2 separate regions of the Homo sapiens genome follow, and region 1 is linked to region 2. Evidence: chromatin loops called from intact Hi-C (ENCODE). Cell type or tissue: HepG2. All regions are shown on one strand.

The links. Peaks named below come from ENCODE experiments on the same cell type or tissue, not always from the same donor. Only the 100,000 strongest peaks of a DNase experiment are listed, where the experiment ranks them.
Region 1: it touches region 2 in a loop (23-fold over the local background); 2 of 110 quality-filtered maps call a loop at or near these places.

The regions. Positions count from the first base shown.
Region 1 is chr6:20,881,095-20,883,594 of GRCh38, reverse strand. The region is part of intron 9 of CDKAL1 (CDKAL1 threonylcarbamoyladenosine tRNA methylthiotransferase); the gene reads right to left. Among named protein-coding and RNA genes, the nearest start is that of CDKAL1, 350 kb to the right of the region's middle. RefSeq lists an enhancer at 1,223-1,517. In HepG2, no CTCF peak of the experiment used is centred here; no DNase peak of the experiment used is centred here.
Region 2 is chr6:21,207,117-21,209,616 of GRCh38, reverse strand. The region is part of intron 15 of CDKAL1 (CDKAL1 threonylcarbamoyladenosine tRNA methylthiotransferase); the gene reads right to left. Among named protein-coding and RNA genes, the nearest start is that of LINC00581, 300 kb to the left of the region's middle. In HepG2, no CTCF peak of the experiment used is centred here; a DNase peak (open chromatin) is centred at 1,246.

The DNA.
Region 1 (2,500 bases), 330 kb after region 2:
CAGCTGCCACTAGCCACATGCGGCTATTTAGTTTTAAATTAATTAAATAAATGAAACATTCGGTTGCGCAGTCATTCTAGACATATTTAAATGTTCAACAGCCATGAGTGGCTATACAATACTGGAGGAACAGCCCATTATATCCACAGGTTCCACCCACATTCAGGGGGAGGGAACAACACAAGGTAGGTGCAGCAGAGGGTAAGAATATTGGGAACCATTTTTAGGTTTTGCCTACCATATGTGGGGAAGGGGCATCTGCCTGGAACTAGTTACACTTGTCAACTAAAATGCAACAACTGGGAAGACAACGTATGAGAGAAGGTGACCAGCATGGAGCTTGAATTCCCCACTGCTCCATTTCCTATCCAGCCACCTACTGAAAGTTGAGTTTTGTTACTTCCTTTGATACAGATCTGGGAAGGTCCACTTGGAAGAATTATAGGTGGGCCCCTGTACCAATCTGTCAGAACTCATAGCAGTACTTAAAGTACCTAATTTTATCTATACCTCAAAAGTGCCTGTAGGTTTCTCTCTTACGGATGAGCAAAGAAAAATTATCTCAGAGCATACAAAAGTTTCAGGAGCAAAAGAGAAAAAAAAACCAAAGTGCTGAAGAAAGACTAATTCTTGTCAGTATGAAATGTAAATCAAAAAATAAAAGAATTTTTCAGTTTTGAACCTTGTTCTTAACAACACACAAAAGGACACTGACTCTAGGAATCAGAGGAAGCCATTATGAGAAAAGAACATATCACAATAAGTAAAGACTACATGAAAATGAAAAACCTAGTAGGAAAATCAGAAATGACACTGGACATGTTCTCATAAGAATCCGTATGTGAATGTTTATAGTGGCTTTATTCATAATTGCCCCAAACTGCAAGCAACCTAGGATGCTTCAAGTGATTAACAGATTAAAAACACTGTGGTACATTCATACAATGGAATAGCACACAGCAATAAAAAGGAATGAACATGAAACAATATGGATGAAACCAAAAATATTGCTAAATGAAAGAAGCCAGACTAAAAGAGCTTGTAGGGGAAGAAAAAAATATTCTTTTCGCTTACCCTCCCAGGTTCTCTGGCTGGGCCCTGTAAATTAGACTAACAAAAGATTTAAAAGAGAAAAGTAAACACATCTGTTTAATAGAAGTGTTATATGATATGGGAGTCTTCATATGGAAACGCAGATGGAAGGAAACAGTTAACCTGGGTGTTTTTATGCTAGGTTTGATAAAGAGTGGGAGGTTGTGAAAAAATGTGACAGGACAAAGCGTATGAGCTAAAAGGGAGTTAGCAAACCAGGGGAAACTTAGCAAGGCCTGTGGAGTTCATTTGGAATCCTCAGCGTTCTTCCGCCTTTGGAGACAGGAATGCCCCTTCCCCCTCCAGGTGCAGGGAGGGCACCTCTCACATGACATGTCTTATGACCTTCTTCAGAGGAAGGTCAGAGAGTCCTTCCTGTACCTGCCATTTCTCAAATTCCTTCAGCTTAAAATATTCAATATGCAATGTGCCATATTTTGGGGTGGTGTGTTCTGAATCCCATCAGGCTACATATCGCATGATTCCATTTATATGATATCTGGAAAGGGCAAAACCAAAGGAAAAGAAAAGAAATTTGTGGTTGCCAGTACTTGCAGCGATAAGAGAGTTTGACTAGAAAGGGAAAAGGAGAAAATTTTGGTACGTGGTGTAACTGTTCTGTATCTTGATTGCAGCAGTGGTTACAATTTCCAAAAAGAGTGCATTTTAAAGTATATGAATAAAAATTATTAACTACTTTGGAGATACAAACAGGAGATTTGAGACTGCATAAAAACAAAGAGTATAGACATGAGATGCACAACCATAATAAAAAAAGGAAGAGAAAGAAAAGCAACATGTTAACAAATATGAAAGACATTTCACAGACAGCCATTTTAGGAATCGCTCAAAGAGGAAAAATAGAAATAATATGGTTGCTTACCTAGAAAGCCCAAAGAATCAACTAAAAAGCTACAAGATTAATAATTAATAGGAAAGGTCAATCAAATGCCTAGTTAAATATAGCCAAGTCAATAGCTTGCCCATGTAAAAGAGATCAAGTTAGAAAACAGAAAGAGTCCATTCACAGAAGAGTGAGATGACAATCAGTTCTCAATAACAAGCATACAGAATTCAGAATGAAAAATGAAAGTTTATCAATTTATATATCACATATACAAAATATATGCTATGATTATATATGGCAAAGAGGGATTCATAAATCAAAGGTGAAAGCAAAGTCTGTTTTCAGTGTTTCTTGGAGTGTAGTCCCAGACCAGCAACATCATATTATCTTGGAACCTGACAGAAATGCAAATTCTCAAGCTCTACTCCAGACCTACTGAATCGCAGACTCTGAGGATGGGGTCCAGCAATCTTTGTTTTTAATAAGCCAGCCAAGCGACTGTGCTGTTCCTTAATGTTTGAGAACCAAGATGCCAATGCTGTTGGTTTGGGGATCACACTT
Region 2 (2,500 bases):
CACAGGTGAGCTAGCATACCTATACAAGACCACTTCCCTCACACCAATCCCTCCCTACCAGGGTCACAATTGATTAGCAGTATTACCAGAGGAACAGCCAAGACCAAAAACTTCTCGAAGACCAAGCCCATATTCATTATTTCCATCTCTAAGATTTCATTCCGTTCCTGGATAATAAACATTGAAACATATTATAAGAGGCCAGGTGCTACCTGCATGTTGCATATGTAAGTAATTCAGGCTCGGGGGCCTGGTTCTTTTCCTTAGCGCTTAGCTAGGGAAGTCGGTCCACGTCTTTGTCCCAGGCTCACTGCTCCTTCTGCCTCCTATCTTGAACGTGGACAAAGGATGGAGAGGTGGGGAAAATGCCTGCTCAGTCCCATCCTATGATGCCTCTATGTGGGTGTGTACAGCTGTATAAAGAACTTCATCGTGTTCTAGCTGCCCTAGGCCAGGCTAGAATAATAAACTGAAGTAATACGAGTAAAGAGCCTCAATACCAAGCACATAGTAGTGGTTCACTAAATGGTAGCTATTATTATTATCAAGGCACAATTAGTTCCCTGATGCATGCAATTTCCCTCACGATGCTCCAGCTACAACCCTCAGGAGGAAGAGAATTATCATCAGTGATTGCACAATTAGTGATGCAAGTGAAATGAAAGCTAATTGTTTAGCATCAGCTTGCTCTGATGATACTTTGGATGGTACTCAAATTGGTACACGGAAGGTATTGTAAACACACTAAACACAGTGTGAAGTGACAGTCATACTAATTCAGCTGCAACGGTCAATAAAATATAGCTCAGCAGCATAGAATAAAAGCTATGTATCTAGACTGTGAAACTCAAATACGTCCTAACCAGTCTGTAAAAGAAACTAACAAGATACAAAATGAAAGAAAAATGCATAAAATATTAAACGTACTATGGTTTTAATTGTTTGTGACGTGAACTTAGCAGCGATGAAGAATTTAGTCTCACATAAAGTTTAGTAAGAAAAAAAAGGAACAGAAAAAACTGCTTGGGAGCCAGTTATCTTGGGGGTGGAAGGAAAAATAGGAAGAAACACGCCCTCATTTGCTTCTAGCACGGTTAGCTGACCTGTCTGAAATTAGACCCACTTTCAAGTGTTTTAACTTAATTATTAAGCCATTTCTTAACCTCATGAATGTAGTTTTCATGTGCTTTCAAATCTGGCCTTGAACTAATAGACCCTTTCACTTCACTGGTTCTGGAAATGAATGTCAGATGGAGAGGAAAACATTTTAACTGTGTTTTTCCAAGGGTCAAAGCTCTGAGAATATAGTATAGTTTGTACATAAAACTCAGTACACCTGAATATCCTGCTGGCCTTTGTCTGGTAATGAAGCAAACCATGCCACCCTTTAAAACTTCTGCTTCCTTTCCAAGCGCGGTCGGCTGTGTCAGGGCTGAGCTATCTAACTGCTCAAGTGAATCCATTCTCAGGATCAAAGTCTCAATAGATGAGAAACAGGTGGCACTGAGGCACCCTGGGGCAGCCTTCTCTTAACTTGTAAGAAAGAGAATGGTAAGTCCAGGCCTCCATTCTAGAATATTCTCTTTAAAAAAAAAAAAAGACATAAAGAGTAAGAGGAAGAAATGTCTGTCCGTAAGAATGGCCAACGCTGTAGTAGTATTATTGGAATCTCCTTCTGTTAATTTGTCATTCTCATGGAGGAATCTCAGCAGTTGGTCTGGTTTCATCTGCCATTGTCAGAAATCTATGGCTGATGAATACAACATTTGAAATGATAAGATATTGGGCAACTTTTACTTCACAAGTTAAAGTAAAATAATGCCTTGGCATGCACCACAAATTAATAATGAAAATAGTAGTCAATATTTATTGACTGCTAAGCCATTTCCATGTATATCCTATGAAGCAGGTAGTACTATCACTCATTTACATAGGGAGAACTGAGGTGGAGGGACATTGAGTAACTTGCCCAAGATCATATTTTTTGTAATAGTAGAATCAAGATTCAAACCTGGGTAATCGGAATCCAGAATTCATGTTCTTAATTGCTATACTATAATGTACAGTGAAATCCATGAACGCAAAGTACTTTTTTTTTGCTTGAGATAAGGTTTCATTCTTTCACCCAGGCTGGGCTGCAGTGGCTCCCTGCAGCCTCGACCCTCTGGGGCCAAGTGATCCTCCCACCTCGGCCTCCCAAGTAGCTGAGACTACAGGTATACACCATCACACTCGGCTAATTTTTAAAATTGTTATAGAGATGAAGTCTCCCAATGGTGCTAGGCTGTTCTTAAACCTTGGGGTCAAGCACTCCTCCTGCCTTGGCCTCCTGAAGTGCTGGGATTACAGGCGTGAACCACTGCATCAGGCTGCAAAGTACTTAAAAAAAAAAAAATTTAAAGTAGGCCGGGTGTGGTGCCTCACGCCTCTAATCCCTGCACTTTGGAAGGCTGAGGCAGGTGGATCACTTGAGGCCAGGAGTTTGAGAGCAGCCTGGCCA